2 separate regions of the Homo sapiens genome follow, and region 1 is linked to region 2. Evidence: read pairs that join two places in POLR2A ChIA-PET (ENCODE). Cell type or tissue: OCI-LY7. All regions are shown on one strand. Links, peaks and the distances in the headings refer to the core of each region. The heading gives the core; the rest is flanking DNA. Region 1 overlaps PHC3 (polyhomeotic homolog 3). Region 2 holds the start of LOC124909455 (a long non-coding RNA gene).

Region 1 (8,000 bases), core at 1-8,000, 71 kb after region 2:
AATACCTTATTATTAATGTTTCCATTTCAAAGAACACTTCTAGAGGTTGACATGGGTATTTTAATTTAATTTGTTATCATTTATTATTTACTTAACCATTATTTATGAAAAATGATTACTAAAAATAAAGCCATAAGAGTTCATTTCCCTTCTTTTATCTATAAAGCTTATTACTTAAGTTTACAAAAATTATGAGTTTTTAAAATCTTATTTAACCATACTGACTAATCTTCCCATTAAAAAAGTGTTTTTTGAGAAAGGGTCTCACTCTGCTGCCCAGGCTGGAGTGCAGTGGCTCCATTATGGCTCACTCAGCCTTGACCTCCAAGCTCAGCCTCCTGAGTAGCTGGGACCACAGGTGTTCACTAACACACCCAGCTCATTTTAAAATGTTTTTTGTAGAGATGAGGTCTCACTATGTTGCCCAGGCTGGTCTCAAACTCCTGGGCTCAAGTGATCCTCCTGCCTTGGCCTCTCAAAGTGCTGGGATTATAGGCATGAGCCACTGCACACCTAGCCCCACAAATGTTAACAAACAAACTTTCAACATTCACAAGAAACCTTTCAGCAACATCTAATATTGTGTACATTTTTAATCAAACTATTTTAAAAGTCTGATGTTTTAAAGTATATAAAATTATACATAAAAGTGATCAGGATTTCTGAAACCAGCAAAACCCATGTGTTGTAAAAGGGACAATCAAGTTTCACCTATAAGGATATAACAGTAAGTTATAAAGGTAACAATAGGTGACAATCAAAAATAAAATAAAATAAAATAAAAATCTTTCCAAGGCTCCACTAAGAATAAAACATCTTCTTTTGTCTTTTGTACAACTTTAAAATTCTACTGTTACTGGATAATTTTATATCAAACATAATATTATACCAAATATAAAATTCAGAACTGTGATCTGAATCAGCTACAAAGTAGGCAACATTTTTTAAAGTTATTTGCTCACAACCCTGCACCTGGAAACCAGTTACACTAAGAGAGATTCTGTGCCTCATGCCTGAATCTCAGACGTGAAAGCAGTCATTTGTTATTGTTCGGAGCAACAATTATACTAGATCGGTTCATGATAATAACAGTTTTTTAAATGATGATAATGCCCAATATAGGTAAAATCATTCTAAAAAGTGTCTGGGGGGTTAAGAAAAAAAATCTAGTCCCCAAGGGCAAGTGCTGTCACAGTGAATACTTTAATTTGCCTTAGTGTCAGAGATGTTAATTCAGAGATAATTAAACAAGTATGGTTTTATCGACCAGTTCAATTTTATCTATGTAGCATTCCTTCAGTATAATAGATAGTACTTTTCTTCCAAAGAACATGATCTTTGCTTAAAATGCTGAAACTCTCTTTAATCCTAATGCAGTTACATGTTATTCAAACATCTGCTAGAGTATCTTTTAAGAAATCAAAGCTTGATCATACATAGAATTCTGATTTTTAAAAACAAGAGTTTAAAGAATGAAAAGAGCCATAACACAAATAGCATATTTTGAAATAATCCATCAAATACTGTAAAATACTTTCCACTCATTATACTTAAAGCTAACTATATGTACTTCCAGAACTCTCATATAAAGGCGAAATAAGTGCATGAATAAAAGAAGTAGGCAAAAACAAATCTGTCACAGACATCTGGCACAATCAGCATTAACAAATCTAAATGTTCAACAATTAAAATGTTGAAAAAAGCAAAGTGGAGGTTTTGCTCACTCACAAGATCATTAGGAAACTGCACATCACAATTACTGTTTAGCTCATAACTATAACTATTCTAAAAATAACAAAGACTGCCAAACTTACCTCAATAAAGTCCAATATTCCCATCTGTTTCCCTTTCCTAAATAAACTGAGGAATATTTGTTTATTAGTTCTAAATTATCTACCCTCAACATACTTATATCCAAATGTCAACAAAAAACTTTAATTCTTAAGTATCTTAAAAAACATACTGATTTTACTTTGAAAATTCACCCTTATCTTTCAAATTTCCACATCTCTTAAAAAATACATCTTTCTACCTTTAAGTGTTTGAAACAACCAGAAAAATATAACCTGTGAAGAAATGTGTTTGAATGGAAAAAATAACACATTTGGTCAAAGGTAATAAAAAAACAAGCTTAATAAATTATTAAAGAGCTATGTTACTCAAAGAAAGGTAAAAGATTAAAAAATATTTAGAAAGGTAACATGGAAACATCCATAGCAAGCATTATAACCATATCAGTGATAGCAGAGAAAGTTATTAATATCATTTTTTAAACTTCCAAAAATGTTTTAAGGTAGAAGTGCAGGAAGCAACAAAATATTTTTGGCTTTAGTTTTCAAAGTATTATGCTCCATATGTATATATATATATATATATATATATTTTTTTTTTTTTTTCCTTTTTCTTTTTTTTGAGACAGAGTCTCACTCTGTCACCCAGGCTGGAGTGCAGTGGTACGATCTCAGCTCACTGCAACCTCTGCCTCACGGGTTCAAGCCATTCTTGTGCCTATGTCTCCCAAGTAGCTGGGATTACAGGCATTCGCCACCATGCCCAGCTAATTTTTGTATTTTTAGTAGAGATGAGTTTCTCTATGTTGGCCAGGCTGGTCTTGAACTCCTGACCTCAGGTGATCCACCTGCCTTGGCCTCCCAAAGTGCTGGGATTAGAGGTGTGAGGCACCACACCCAGCCTTATATTTCTATCCCAAATTTGTTCCTCTATAGCTTCCCCTAACATAAACAATTAAAAATATATAAGGACTATAAAGAAGTTTTTTTTTGTTTGTTTTTATTTTTAAATTGTATTTTTTTTCTTTTCTATTATGCCCTGCCTGGAAACTGCCTTATTTTTTACTGGTTAAAAACCAAATCACTGAACTAGGTAGTGAGAAAGTAATTTAAATTAAAAATTTTTTGAAGGTGCTGTACGCTTCCTATACCCCTGTTTTTGTTACAATATCCATAGTAAACTCCAAAAATCTATTGAAAGAAAATATAGACATGATAACTGAATGATAAACTTTTTAAAAATTTTTCTTTCCTTTTTTTGAGACAAAGTCTCGCTCAGTTGCCCAGGCCGCAATCTCGGCCCACTGCACCCTCCACCTCCCAGGTTCAAGAGATTCTCCTGCCTCAGCATCCCGAGTAGCTGGGATTACAGGCATGGCCACCACTCCCGGGTAATTTTTGTATTTTTCTGTGTAGACAGGGTTTCACCCTGTTTGCCAGGCTGGTCTCGAACTCCTCAGCTCAGGTGATCTGCCCACCTCAGCTTCCCAAAGTGCTGGGATTACAGGCGTGAGCCACTACACCCAGCCAAGTTCTGCTTTTAATAAAAATTTACAGAAGGTATAATTCAATCTCTGTGCCTATTAAGATCAGTAAGAATGACAAGAATACAAAAATCTATACATTTGTATCATGAGAACCAAAATACTTTTCATTAAAGAACATTGAGGATAATCCAAGTATGAAAAGAAAAAACAAGTATTAATAATAAAAAATACTTCGAAACTCCTTTCTGAGCTAATATTTATTAGCTTTTAGGTGATAAAATCTCTTGGATGAGGTGTAATACAAAACCTCCCTTTAGGAAGATTCTTCTCCTCAGTTACAAATTATGAATTTGATCCTTCTGACTAAACAATTAGAGACCTTATTTCAGTTTTATAAATCTTAAAATGTCTTTTAGAGAATGTTTAAAGAAAAGTATTTTTCAAGATAATTTTTCTTTCTAGGCAACAATTGTTTTTAGAGGTTTATTCTTAAAAATCCCACTACAATCTCAATTATTCGAAACTTTTACTCCTCTAAATGGATTTTTTCATCCTCAGTATTAAATTCATCTACCAAGATTTTTTGACATTTTTAAGTGAGAAATATTTTAAGTACATATTTTTCCTTAGTAGAAATAACAAACCATTAAGTTTAATAATTCTATAAGATGGCCTACAGTTAAATTTTTGGCAAAGCTGGACTCTCTCCTAGAATAATTTTTTTTTTACAAAATTTCAACTACAAAGTATAATTTTACCAAAAAACTACATCATATAAGCATATCTCCAACTTGAAACAAAATCCCCTAAAAGCCCAAGACTCTAGGATGCATAAAACTAAAAGGGTTAGGCTAGATAAACCATACGTTTTGAGAACATACAAGCCAACAGAAGGGATCTATGAAGGATAATCACCTTAAGAGAAAAAACTTTGTGCAGATGACACTGGTTCAAATGCATTCCCTTGGGGAAAAAAAATCAACTCTGTAAAGATAGCAGATGGATTTGTTTAAATAGTAATAAAATTAACGAGGGACTTTAATTACCATCACAAATTATAAAGCATGCAACCACACTAAACAAACAATGGCATTTTTTTTTTTTTGCCCATACAGCATGTTTGTCAGAATACTGACACATGGAAATTTCAAGCTTTTTTAGTTCACAGGCATTTAGATCTTGCAATAAAACATAGTGTGGGAAAAAATAGTTTTTACTTTCAGTTCAGCAAGAAAGTCAAAGAGCTTCCAAGGGCTTACCACTGGTGGATCAACAGGTGCTGGTGGTTGCACTTGTAGGTTTACCGCAACAGTCTGTGGAGGAGGAAGAGTCTGAAATGGCAACTGGACCAAAGCTTCTGCAGCTGGAAGTTCCTCTTCTGACACCAAAGCATTCTGCACCAAAACCTGGCCCTGGGACAGAATTTCAGGCTGCACTTGTAAAGACTGCATAGACTGCAAGGGCAGTGGTGGAATCTGAGCTGGAGGAGATGTCGACATCTGTGGAGGACTTGCAATTGGGATTGGAGAGGACTGCAGGGATGAATATTGCTGGTGTGATGGAGAGACAATCTGCTGGCCTGGGGATACCAAGGCAGACTGCTGAACTGGGCCAATGTGTACAACAGGGGAAGCTGGAAGTGGAAGATGGGATGGAAGATTCAACTGTGCTGTAGCTTGCACCTGATTAGCAGTGGACTGCTGCAAATTTGGCCCTGGCTGGAGAGCTGATGACACAAGAGGGTGTGGCTGAATAAGTGCTTGTGGATGAATAATTATAGTAGGAGACTGACTTGGTGAATGAGGTGGTGGAGGAGACACCACTACAGACTGCTGTGCTGACTGTGACTGATTAGGAGACACTGTTAAAGGAGAGGGATGACTCTGAATCGGTGAACAATGCTGTGACTGGGCATTACTGGGAGCTGGAGGAAGGCCATGGTTCTGGAGTGGTATACAGTGCTGGGATGGGGGTGGGTCTTGAGTTGAATTCTGAAGTGTGATTGGCTGAATTTGCTGTTGCTGCTGTTGTAATATCAGCTGATGATGGGAAACTTTGGAAGGTGGTGAATGAAGAGGAATCTGCTGATGTTTTATTAGAGAATGAGGCTGAATTGGAGAATATGAAGCTGTGAGAGAAAAAAATGACAATTAGTACTGATTTCAAAAATACAGAAATTTTTAAATCACTCTAAAGGAAAAAGTGTTCATTATCAGAAGGTCATAATCATCAGAATTCTATTACAAGTTTTCCAAACAAGAGTAATTTGAAAAAAAAAAAATTTTTTTTTTTGAGACAGAGTCTTGCTCTTGTCACCCAGGCTGGGGTGCAGTGGCATGATCTCAGCTCACTGCAACCTCCACCTCCCTGGTTCAAGCGATTCTCCTGTCTCTGCCTCCGGAGTAGCTGGGATTACAGGTGCCCGCTACCACACCCGGCTAACTTCTGTATTTTTAGTAGAGACGGGGTTTCACCACGTTGGCCAGGCTGGTCTTGAAACCTGACCTGAAGTGATCCTCCCAACTCAGCCTCCCAAAGTGCTGGGATTACTAGCGTGAGCCATCACGCCTGGCCTGAATATTTAATGACAATTTATAGTTGGAAAACTAGAAAATATCATAAAATACACTGTACTGTGATAAGTTCTAAAAGAAAACTGCCTAAAACTTAATAATCTGAATCTATACATGGTTTGTTCTTATTATATTTTATAGGTCACCTGAATATCTACATTAACTTTTAGCAAAGTTTATACACTTGAATTTCTTCTTTGCAGGAAAAGAGGAGTATCATCATAGAACAAGTATAACATATATAAAGATAACTTCAAAATCATAAAAATACTATATTAAAATTCATAAAATAAAGATCTCATCCTTTCTAATCCATATCTAAACGTGCTTCCAACTAATAGGGTAATTACTTATAAAGCTTCCCAAATGAGTTTCCATTTTTGAGCTGAGATGAGGGTATATATATCATTTGACCCAGGAAGAGAAAATATTTTGTATAATAATCTAATGTGATTAAGCAAAAGACGTGTGTGAATCCTGTAGCACAGTTAATTAATCACTGTAACTAAGAACTCAAATTTAGGGGCCATTCCAAATCTAGGAAAACACTAGTTTTGCTTGCAGAGAATGAGACAATCAGAAGCCCATGCTACCTAAATAAGGGATTTTGTTAACCCTTTTCCCTCACCAAAAAAAAACTTCAATAATTGATGTGACAGTATGAGGTTTTCTCCACAAAGAAGCCACTCAACAGGAATAAATATATGTAAGAATTAGCACAGTCAAGTGGTAGGGAGCCCCCCATCATGCCTTTTCTGCAAACTGGTGGCACATGTTTATAGAAAGGGAGATGCTGATGAAATCCTAAGTAAGAATGGAAACTGAGTTCACAAGAAGATAAACTGAAACAATTGCTTAATGTTAATATCATGTAAAAATTACACACATTTAACACAGATTTAAAGACAGGGCAATTTTTTTTTTCCTAACCTTGGAATATTAGGAGAAAGACTATATTATACCTTACATCTATTTTTGTGTTCAACCACATTTGTGACAACTTTATAAAAACTTTCCACAACTTTTTAAAAAAAATTTTCACATTTGGTTATTATTTAAAATTTTTGGAATCCTTTAAAGAAATTAACATCTGATTAACATCCAAAAAAGAGGCGTTTGGAAAGTTCAATAAATATCCACTAATTGTTAAAAAAAAAAAAAAAAAAGGAAATCAAGTCAACAAAATAATTTTCATATAAGTATCTAGGCTAGTACTTCACACTAAGACTGAAAATTTTATGTCAGTCTTTTAAAACTGTGTTGATATAGACTATGCTAAACAGTATTCAAAAAGGGTAAATTAACAAAATCTTGGATTTCTACAGCGTGCCCTTCATCCAAGGGGCTGAAAGTGCTTTCACGTGTCTCTCATTCATACTTACAAAATGCCTGTGGTATAGGTGGGTATTATTATTTCCCTCTTACAGATAAGTAAATAGATTTTTTTGCAAGCATAACAGCAAGGGCCCACTTCAATTCAATTTTGTAAGTAAAGCTTTAATTTAAATTTACCATACTGTTGAAGTACCAGTATGGTACTAGAATAACAATTCTGGCTGGGCGCAATGGCTCATGCCCGTAATCCCAGCATTTTGTGAGGCTGAGGTGGGAGGATCACCTGAGGTAAGGAGTTCAAGACCAGCCTGGCCAACATGGTGAAACCCCATCTCTACTAACAATACAAAAATTAGCCGGGCTTGGTAACACACGCCTGTAATACCAGCTATTACTCAGGAGGCTGAGGTGGGAGAATTGCTTGAACTCGGGAGGCGGAAGTTGCAGTGATCTGGGATCGTGCCATTGCACTCCAGCCTGGGCAACAGAGGGAGACGCCATCTCAAAAAAAAAGAATAACAAATCTTTCTATGCTCTGGTAAGTAAGCAATCTTTTTATATCTTAGAGCTGTGACAATTCAACAGATTAGCAATCTATCCTTTCATCTAAATTACATTTTTCTTTGATCAGAAATCAAAGTGTGTTTATTTTTAGTCCATAAGACCAATTGATAAGCACATATATTACAGAATAATTAGGTGGCTATGTGAAGCAATACCTCTGTAAAAGAAAAGACCTAGTGCTCTGGGAAAAAAAATCCTATCATGTTGGTTAATTTCTCTGATTTTAATAAACATCTTATTGTCAGGATGGC
Region 2 (11,146 bases), core at 1,454-9,453:
CCATGTCGACCAGGTTGATCTCGAACTCCTGACCTCAAGTGATCCGCCCACCTTGGCCTTCCAAAGTACTGGGATTATAGGCGTGAGCCTCTGCACTTGGCCGACCTGTTTTAATTACTCCTAGGTAAATATCTAGTAGTAGAAGTACTGGATCATAGGATAAGCCTATGTTGAAATGCCACACTATTTTCCAAGGGGATACACCATTTTACACCTCAAACAGCAGCGTATAGGAGTTCTCGTTACTCTACATCTTTTCCAATATTTGGTATTGTTGGTCTTTCTGATTTTAGTCATTCTGATGGATGTGAAATTGTATGTCATTGTCATTTTAATTAGCTTTATCCTGATAACTAATGATGTTGAGTACCTTTTTGTTTGCTATTGGCCATTTGTACATATTCTTTTTGGAGTGTCTTTTTAAGTATTTTGCCCATTTTTGTTTGAGTAGTTTGACTTTTTGTTATTCATTTGTAGGCACTCTTTATATATGTGGTCTGGTAGTCTGGGCACAAGTCTTTTGTTAGATAGATGTGTTGTAAGCATTTTCTCCCAGTCTGTAATTGCCTTTTCATTTTCTTATGATGAACAGAAGAATCTAATTTTAATGAGTTCACTTTATCAATTTTTTTTCTATTTGGTGCTTTTTGTGTTTTGCTTGAGAATTCTTTACTCTAAGGTTGCAAACATATTCTCCTTTGTTTTCCTTGTAGAGTCTTACCTTTTATAGCTATGCTTGTGATCTCTCCTGAGTTAATTTCTGTTAATGGTGTGAAGTGGAGTTAAGGTCCTTTTTTTTTCATACGGTTATCCAGTTAGTCCAGCACAGTGTGTTGAAAAGACTTTCCTTTCCTCCATTGAATTGCATTGGTACTTTCTTATAAATCAAGTGGACTGGTTTGAACTCTTAAGCTCATTGTCTTGAGTTCTATAATTTATAAGTCTTGAAATCAGGTAGTGTAAGTCGTCCAACTTTGTTATTGGCTATTCTAACCCTTTGTATTTTCATATATATTTTAGCATCAGCTTGTGAATATCTTTAAAAAAGAAAAAGGCCTGGTTGGATTTTGATCAGAACTACATTGAATCAACTAATCTGGGGAGGATTGACATGTTAATAATATTAATCTTCTTATCCATGAACATGGCATATCTCTGTTAAGGTCTTTAGGTTTTTTTGGCAGTGTTTTGTAGCTTTTAGCATTGACATTTTATAAATATTTATACAAATTTATTCTTATTTTATGTTTTTGAGTCTATTGGAAATGATATATTTTCCTTCATTTTTGAATTTTGTTGCTATATATAGCAATGTGGTTTTAAAAATTGACCTGTGATCTTAACTAAATTCATTTATTAATTCCAGTAGATTTTTTGTAAGTACCTTAGGATTATCAATATACATAAATGCCATCTACAAATAGTTTTATCTTATCCTTTCTAGTCTGTATGCCTTTCTTTTATTTTCTCGCCTTACTGAATGGGCTAGGATATCCTAAAATGTTGAGTAGATGTAGTAAGGACAGATATCCTTACCTTGTTTCCAATTTTAGGGGTAAAGTGGTCAGTCTTTCACACTTAAGTATAATGATAGCTATAGATTTTTCATAGATGTTCCTTATCAGGTTGAGGAAACCATCAGTTTCCTACTTTGCTGAGAGGTTTTTATCATGAATGGTTGTTGAATTTTTTCCAAAGATTTTTCTGCATCTCTCAAGATGGTCATATGCTTGTTTTCTGTATTCAGTAATGTGAATATATTTATTTTTCATCTGTTGGCACTTTCTCTTCACCTCAAATTAGGGAAAAGACCACAGTTACCCATTTTGGTTTTTTGTTTTTTTTTTTAATTACTCAGCTTTAACACTTGAATATCTTGGCATTTGTGCATGGAATATTAGTTCAGGAACATGATTTAGACAATTTGAATCAGACAATTTCCATAAAATATTTTATAAACTAAAAAGCAGCGTTTGTGTGTGTGTGTGTGTATGTGTGTGTAGAGTTATTTGGCTTGAGAGCCCTGCCTGCCCAACAAACTTATCTTAAACTCTCATCATTATTAGTCTCATGCTTAAAAAAAAAAAAGTATCATTTAAGTGAAGACTTCAGGCAGTTGAGGGAGCAAGCTACATGAGTATAAGAAAGAAGACCATCCCAGGCAGAATGGTCTTCTGAAGCACAAGTTCAAAGGCCCTGAGGTCCCAGAGGTATCCAGAAAACTGTCTCTTCAAAATTGCTTTTGCCTGACATTGAAGCAGACAGCAGGGGCTAAGAAAACATCACCACCTTCTGGCAGAATAGAAGGACTGAGCTGCTCAGGTCAAATCATTATAGTAAAATATACCTAAAATTTACCATCTTAACCATTTTTAAGTGTACAGGTCAATGGCACTAAGTACATTCACATTGTTGAGCAACTGATACTGCTATCTACGCATCTTCAGAACTTTTTCATCCTGTGCTGAAAACCTGCACCCATTAAACAGTAACTCCTCATTCTTCCCTTCTCCTAGCTCCTGGCTACTGTTTACTTTTTGTCTATGAATTTGATTATTCTAGGTACCTCATATATATGGGATCATATGATATTTGTCATCTTCTGTCTGCTTATTCACTTAGTGTAATGTCTTACGGGTTCTTCCACCTTCAGCATGTATCAGAATTTCTTTTCTTTTTTTTTTTTTTGAGACGAAGTCTTGCTCTGTCACCCGGGGTGGAATGCAGTGGCCCGATCTTGGCTCACTGCAACCTCTGCCTCCCAAATTCAAGTGATTCTCCTGCCTCAGCCTCCCTAGTAGCTGGGATTACCGCCATCTGCTACCATGCCCAGCTACTTTTTGTATTTTTAGTAGAGACAGGGTTTCACCATGTTGGCCAGGCTGGTCTCGAACTCCTGACCACAGGTGACCCATCTGCCTTGGCCTCCCAAAGTATTGGGATTATAGGCATAAGCCACCGTGCCCGGCCAGGATTTCATTTCCTTTTAAGACTGAATAATATTCTACTGTATGGATATAAAGTCGTTCTTAGGAGATGTGTATGTTATATTTCTGAATCCTGAGAATGGAAACAAAACAGGTAGAATGGTAGTGGGGCAAGCTGGCGTAGGTCTGGGATACTGTTACCAAAGACTTATAGGAGAACTGGACCCCGGCTGATTGGGTCCTGACATCACACCTGACAATGTGATGGTGAAAAAAGGATCTCCCTTAGGTGGTTGTTCTGGTTCAGTTTCTCAGCAATGATGAATAACCGTGGTTTCAGAAACCATGAACAACTAAGCATGAAGAATGTCATAACCTCTCTGGTGGTTGAGTCATACAAGGAGCCACATTCAGAAGCCCGGGATGGAGAGTGGGGTCTCAGGGACTATTGAGCACAGATTTCTGATTGCTACTTTCCAGATCATTGTATGCTTAGGCCGTTTATTTTGATGAAGAAAGCAAGACTAAAGGACATGATAATCATTGAGAACCAGGAGGCAATCTCTAGTTCAGATGTTCTTTTAAAAACTTTTTTTTTTTTTGAGACGGAGTCTCGCTCTGTCCCCCAGGCTGGAGTGCAGTGGCGCGATCCCGGCTCACTGTAAGCTCCGCCTCCCGGGTTCACGCCATTCTCCTGCCTCAGCCTCCTGAGTAGCTGGGACTGCAGGTGTCTGCCACAACGCCTGTCTAATTTTTTGTATTTTTAGTAGAGGCGGGGTTTCACCGTGTTAGCCAGGATGGTCTCGATCTCCTCACTTCGTGATCCGCCCATCTCGGCCTCCCAAAGTGCTGGGATTACAGGCGTGAGCCACTGCGCCCGGCCTTAAAAACTCTTTTTAAACCTCTTCTGTGAGCATGTTTGCTAAGCGGTCAGCCCATAAGTATCTGAACAACTGTTCTTATAATCCTTTGTTGCTCTTATTAATCCCATTCCTATATTGTTGATTTTTTTTAAGATATATTTTCTATTTGTTGATGTTGTTCTTAAAACTCAGTACCTGAATGACTAGTACAAGGTATGCAACTCCTTTCTCTTTAATTCTGAACCTTATACTTGTATTACTTATCTGTTCCCACCAAAATGATGACGAGGTGAATATATGTGTAGAATTTGCAGTCAATAAAATACAGTCACATTGTAAGGGAAGTTTATGTGAAAATATACATCACCAGAATACTAATTTACAAGCAAACATAAGGCATTGAGTAAAAATTCATGGTAGCTTTATAGAAAAATGAATTGTGTCAGTGTAACCTGATTTGTTTTCAAGAACATTTTACGGATCTGGAGGAAGCAGGGGACATAATCTTAACTTTCTCATGCTATTGATTTCATTATGAATGACATAATCAATAACAGCCCGGGGAAACAGGTTAGCTCACATGATACCACAGTTAGACGGTGGGAAGGTAACACAGAGACATTATCAAGGATATGGTTCCAGTGTGGGATAAGTCATCATTTAACCTTTTAGAGGTCAGTCTGGGAACCATTCTGTTTAATCAGTTTTAATCCATAACTGGTGGCATATTAGTGTATATGTTTGTATGCGAGAAATACTAGAAACAGAAGTCAAAATAACCTGCATTAATGGGGTACCGTATTTATAAAATACTGGACAGAATCACGTGAAGGCTAATTAATTTTGTAAGTAAGAGGTTCAAATTGGAGAATGATTGGCACTGTGCCTATTTTTGGCAGAAAAAGCCTATGGGCCATGGTGAATCACAAGGTAGTTGAACCATCACAGTAACTATAATGTGGGTATATGCAGAATACCACATTTCATACATCAGTGCTCTAGTTAATACTTGTATGAGACTGAAAGTAGGCAAATGATACAGTGAAGTCATTTCATAACTGGCAATACCAAGACTTCTCAGAACTATGTTTAGCTTGAGTGCATACTATGTAAAGAGGGTCTTACAAAATGTATACCGGAGCCACAGGAGAGCAAAACAATTATTTAAGTGATGACATCTGGTCAAGATGGCACAGGAGTTCAGGCTCCAAACACCTAGCAAAGGTAGTTATAATATAAAAAGGGTAACCAAATAAGTATAGTTGGGCTATAGTCATTCTAGTTACCTAGAATGTAAGTTGAAATACAAAGGGGTAAGCAGGCTCAAGCTGCAGGCCTCTCCAGCAGGGGCAACCAGAAACTCAGGTTTTTTAGAATAAGGGGATATAGCTTTGTGCAGTGGCCATTTCATAGCCAGTGAAGTTTATCTGAGGCACTTGCTAATTGAAAACTTTTCTCAATACCCTGCCATGATGAAATATGGTTGGCACTGGCAATTTTTGAGACTCTATGGAGACTGAACTTAACATTAAAAACAAATTAAAAAATGAAAAGATAGGGATGTAAAAGTATCCACATGAGCTGATACCAAGGAGTTGGAGCCAGGCTCCAGGGAATGTAAATTGGGAGAATAACTAAGTTTCTTCCATACCTCTAAGAAACATTGGCAACACTGAAATCAGAGACTGCAGTGCCCTCCCTCCCAAACCTAAGAAGGAAGGCTGGAAAAGATGGCTTACCTGGAAGGAATGGGCTTCTGGAAGTTTCAGAGACAAAGACACAGCTTCAGAACCAGAAGCTGAGCCATGCTGCTTTCTTGGCCCAGGGCCTGGATCCGCAGTATCGCTGATACCACAACTGAGCAGGAACACCAAGTGGCATTTTGAGACCTGGTTTGGAAGAAGTCCTGAGAGGCCAGGTGGAGGGACTGAAAGCTGCCTGGGAAGGGAGAGAGGAGGGAAAGATACAGCAATCGAAAACTCCTACTGAAAGTAAGCTTGCAAAGCAAAACTTTAAAATACATGAAGACATAGATATGGAGTTCAAAATTTGTTCAAGCAAGACACGAATTTACTAAAAGTGAAATTAGCAGTTGGAATTCCTGGAAATGACAATAAAGTAAGTATGTTTAGAATTCTTACGATGAATGAAGTCTTGCAGTAGATAAAAATTATGAAGTAGAAGCAAGGGGGAGGGATAGGAAAAAGAACCAGTTAGAACAGTTTTGTATTAAGTCAAGTGGGCTAAAATGCTTTAAAAAGACCAAAAATGCAATGGATCAAATCCAGTACGAGCTTACTTCTCTCGTGTAGCAGGCCTGGGTGGGTATTTCAGGCCACTGGGTGGCTGTACCCTCAGGGACCCAGCTGACGGCACCCATATGGGTTTCAGAATTGCCCTGCTTTCCCACAGGAAGTGGGTGGGTGGGGAATAAGCTAGGCCAGAAATGGTCTTCCTCATGTCTGCTCACGCCCCACCGGCCATACCTAACTTCTGGGGAGCCTGGGAAACAGGTCAGCCACGTGCCTGGGAAAAAGAAGGGAAGATAAAATGGAGAATAAGTTTCTGCCATACCTCTAAGAAACAGTGGTTACATTGACAACAGATTTCTCATCAGCAATAGAATTGAAAACACAAGAGAGTATTATCTTCAACTTAGAATTCAATACTAGTTAAACCGTCATTCAAAAATGATGATCAGCAGTCCCTATGAAGGAAAAATTGGCAATATCTAACAAAATTATGTAAGCATTCACCCTTTGACCTAATGGCCTCACTTCTAGTAATTATTCCAGAGGAAACACCTCCACAAAATAGCAAAGAATATGTACAGAAGGTTGTTCATCGCTACATTATTTGCAGATAGAACAAATTTGGAAACAACCTTTATGTCCACTCATAGAACTCTGGCTGAATAAGCTATAGTATATCTACATAATGCAGCCATAAAAACAATTTTTAAAAAATTAAAAAGGAAGATAGCTATTAACAAAGATGAAATGCTTTCTAGGATGTTTTAAGGGGCAATAAAGAGTCACAAAAAGTATATCTAATGTGCTACCTTGTATTTAAGATGGAAAGGGAAATAACCACACATGTACACACACACATGCACAAACACACACACACACACACACACACACACACTTATTTTTGCAGAAAGATGCACAGGAACTATAAACCAGAAATAAATGATAGGGGGTGGGTGGATATTAGTGGAGGAAATAAGTATGGAAATGAGACTTTTCTGAGCGTACCTTTTTATATAGTTTTGATTTTGAGCCATGTAAATATTTTACATATTCAATTATATAAAATTAAAATGAACTAAAAATAATGAAAACAAAGGAAATCCTGTCATTGAATATACAAAGAGAAACTAATAATCAAAACACTATATCAAATTGATTACATAAATACAAAGAAGAGAATTCAGATAACTTTATAACAGAGTACTCAGACTGTATAAGCTTAGTGGAATATAGTCAAGGGACAAAAAGAATGGAAAAAATTAGGCTTTATTTACCTGGTTAATTGTTGGGCAATGCTATCAGTGTAGTAACTCTGAAACTGCTTAATATGTATTGTAGTTTGAACAAATGAATCAATATACTAATGTCATTGGGAACCAGGTTCTTTTTTGTTGTTAATTTCTTCATTGAAATTCTGTATTCAATCACAGGAGTTGGAGTCTGCTTCCTGCTGGGACCCTTCCTGATCCTTTAAGTTAATCTCTAATTTGCTATTAGTGTGGCTTCCTGCCCTTTTTTTTCTTCAGCTTTTAAGTTCAGGGGTACATGTGCAGGATGGGGAGGTTTGTTACACAGGGAAACGGGTGCCATGGTGGTTTGCTGTACAGATTATCCCATCACCTAGGCATTAAGCCCAGCATCCATTAGCTGTTTTTCCTGATGCTTTTCTTCCCCCCACTCCCCCCTCTAGCAGGCCCAAGTGTGTGGTGTTTCCCACCATGTGTCCACGTGGGAACCAGATTCTTGCTGTGGGAGATGATCTTTCAAGTATGTATTTCACTATTTCACAAATACTGAAATAAGGTGAGGAAGACTCCTGAGATGGTAGCTTTGCATTGGAGGTATCAGTGTGCCACCCAGATTCTAGTTTTAAAATACCATATTTTCCTAAAAAAAACAGGGCTCCTTGAAAAAAAATGACCAGAAGTACAACGTGCCAAAGCGGGCATGTGCTCAGCAACTGGGATGGCAAAAGATACATATGGGAGCCAGCCTGAAGGAACCCTGACAAGATGATTTGGAAAATTTTAAGCATTCAAAAGAAGAATGATGGCAGTGAATTATAACACATTTAATAAAAATAAATCAATGAATCTATAATGTATTTCCAGAAACAACTGCCAGCTCATGAAAGCAGAATGAATCTTAGAATTAGAAAATTACTATTTTACAACTCCCAGTGTGGTGATTAATTCAGGCAAGGATAATAAACGGATGCTAAAACTATCAGGTGAAACTTTGTTATGCAACGGATTGGTCTAACAGTCTCAAAGTATTAATTACAAAGGGAAAAGGTCCTCTACAACAGTAAAATGGACGAGGCGAGGTGGCTCATGCCTATAATCCCACCACTTTGGGAGGCCTAGGAGGGATAATTGCTTGAGGCTAGGAGTTCAAGACCAGCCTGGGCAACAGCAAGACCCCATCTCTACAAAACAGTATTTTAAAAAAAAATTAACTGGGCATGGTGGTGCACACCTCTATAGTCCTAGCTACTCAGGAGGCTGCGGTGGGAAGATCACTTGAGCCCAGGAGTTCTAGGTTACAGTGAGCTATGACTGTACTACTGCACTCCAGCTTCAGCAACACAGTGAGACCCTGTCTCAAAATAATACTAATAATAAAAAGAAAAAGAAATATGGCAAACACCTCCTTAATCAAGTGACCTAACATCACATGACCAGTAATGAGACATGACATAATGGGATATATCATCTAGATAGTTTTCTTGCCAGAAATGTTTAATATTGAGAAAACAATTAGACAAATCGAGATTATGTGATATTTTACAAGATAACTGACCTGGACTCTTCAAAAATGTCAGTATTGCCGGGCACGGTGGCTCACACCTGTAATCCCAGCACTTTGGGAGGCCCAGGAGGGTGGATTGCTTGAAGTCAGGAGTTCAAGACCAGCCTGACCAACATGGTGAAACCACATCTCTACTAATAATACAAAAATTAGCCAGGCGTGGTGGCAGGCACCTGTAATCCCAGCTACTCGGGAGGCTGAGGCAGGAGAATCGCTTGAACCTGGGAGGCAGAGGTTGCAGTGAGCCGATATGGCGCCACTGCACTCCAGCCTGGGTGACAGAGTGAGACTCTGTCTCAAAAAAAAAAAAAAGAAAGATAAAAAACAACAACAACAACAAATTATCCAAAATTAAAAGAGACTAACAAGACATGACAAATATGTGATCCTTGATTGGATTTTGTATTAAAAAAAACTCTAACAACATTGGGACAGTTTTAATATGGACTATGTATTAGATACTATACCATTTAATTTAATTTCATTAAATTAATATTTATGGGACAGTTTTAATTAATGGGACAGTTTTAATATGGACTATGTATTAAATACTATATAATTTGATTTCATAGATAAAATGATGGTATCATAGTTATGAAAATGGCTATCCGATTATAAGATAAATCATCATAGGAAAAATGGGAAAATATCGAGATAAAATGAAGTCTTATAAGACCACACTAAGATAACCATCATTAACACTTTGGTATATTTCCATCTCATCTACATATATTTAAACAAAATTGAATTGTACTCTACATGGTTTTTTATGTTCCTTCTGCTTGTTCCATATTATAATTATTGGCAAGTCTCCATTAAATAGTCCTCAAAGATATTCTTTTAAATGGTTATATACTATCTCTGTACATTTTCTTATTTTTAAATTTCAAGGCCATGCGCAGTGGCTCCTGCCTGGAATCCCAGCACTTTGGGAGGCGGAGGTGGGAGCATCGCTTGAGGCCGGCAGTTTGAGACCAGCCTGGGCAACATAGGGAGACCCCATCTCTATGATTTTAAAATAAATAAATAAAAATTAAATTCCAAGTTTTTTTATTTTATAAGGTCTATTTTACAATATTTTATTCAATCAACATGCCATCCATTGTAAGACATCATTATTTTATGTGTCACTAAAAAGAAAATTTTCCTGAGGTGGGTGTGTCGGGCCCTACTGGGCCTAGCGGCAGGAGGGGGACATCGGCTCCCACCACAGCCCTCCAAACAGCTCTGCGCTCTGAGCGCCCCCTCCCCAGGGTCCCCCTCTCCAGGCAGGAAGATGTCCAAGTCCCGTGCGGCGGAGGCAGCAGCGGGGGTGACAGCGACGGCCCCGAGCCCGCAGATAGTGGAGCAGAGGGGTCCAGGGAGGCGCTGCACCGACGTTGGGGAGAATGTATGTCCTGGCAATCAAAGATCTTTTCCTCCGTGAGCCTAACAAATGCTCTGGAATGTGTTCCAGCCTTCAGGAGGAGAACTCCGTTACACGTCACGAAGTCAAATGCCAGGGGAAACCATTAGCTGGAATCCACAGGAAAAGAATGCAACACGGAGCACGAAGCCCAAGCACAGAAGATCAAAGACGCCAGGAGAGGACCCCTCGCACCTTTTCCAAACCAAAAATGTGAAGCAGCAGAACTTCCAAAACCTCCGGCCTCGTCTTGTGATTCCACCAATGCAGCCATCGCCAAGCAAGCCTTGAAATAGCCCATCAAGGGCAAACAGGCCCCCGAAAAAAAGCTCAAGGAAAAGTCGCAAACTCACGGATTTCTACCCTGTCCCAAGGAGCTCCAGGAAGGGCAAAGCGGAGCTGCAATTTGAAGAAAGGGAAAGAATAGATGAATTGGTTGAAAGCGGAAAGGAAAGAAGGAGTGAAGACTGACCTCATCAATGACAAAGGCCGGGTGTGAACACCAGAGGGAGCTCTCCCGGGGCGCCTTTGTGGTAGAAAAGCACCGGAGCCTCACGGAGATCACCGACGCCACGGGACCCCTCCATGGTGGATCTCCGTGGATCTCCACAGTAAGCCGAGATCGCGCCACCGCACTCCATCCTGGGAGGCAGAGGGAGACTCCAGCTCAAAATAAGTAGATGACTGAATGAATGAATGAACGAATGAATGAATGAATGGATGTTACAGGTTTCCAAGGTGGACTTAAACAGATGGCTTTATATTACCAAAACTTTTACATTCTAGTTGTTTTTGTGCCTTTTTTTTTTTTTTTAATACAGGTTGAACGTTTTGTGCTTCCCATGCATGCAGTCAAAAACTCAGCACACAGGCCAGGCGCGGTGGCTC

The links. Peaks named below come from ENCODE experiments on the same cell type or tissue, not always from the same donor. Only the 100,000 strongest peaks of a DNase experiment are listed, where the experiment ranks them.
Region 1: POLR2A ChIA-PET joins it to region 2 with 23 read pairs; 4 of 35 experiments call an interaction of 5 or more read pairs at or near these places.

Annotation. Positions count from the first base shown.
Region 1 is chr3:170,124,148-170,132,147 of GRCh38, forward strand. PHC3 (polyhomeotic homolog 3) reads right to left here. Exons shown (of 15, transcript NM_024947.4): 8 at 4,537-5,405. Among named protein-coding and RNA genes, the nearest start is that of PHC3, 54 kb to the right of the region's middle. In OCI-LY7, for the core only: a CTCF peak has its summit at 5,095; DNase peaks (open chromatin) are centred at 4,574, 5,034, 5,734 and 6,624; H3K4me3 peaks cover 4,378 bases; H3K27ac peaks cover 7,417 bases.
Region 2 is chr3:170,052,124-170,063,269 of GRCh38, forward strand. The region is part of intron 2 of GPR160 (G protein-coupled receptor 160); the gene reads left to right. It overlaps LOC124909455 (a long non-coding RNA gene), which reads right to left and starts at 8,866. Exons shown (of 3, transcript XR_007096156.1): 1 at 6,090-8,866; 2 at 5,530-5,728. It also overlaps the pseudogene RNU4-38P and the pseudogene KMT5AP3. RefSeq lists enhancers at 2,938-3,077, 3,408-3,467, 3,498-3,547, 3,688-4,187, 4,999-5,218 and 2 more. In OCI-LY7, for the core only: CTCF peaks have their summits at 2,287 (motif pointing left), 2,497, 5,206, 6,070 and 1 weaker place; DNase peaks (open chromatin) are centred at 2,268, 3,688, 4,828, 6,158 and 1 weaker place; H3K4me3 peaks cover 5,661 bases; H3K27ac peaks cover 7,060 bases.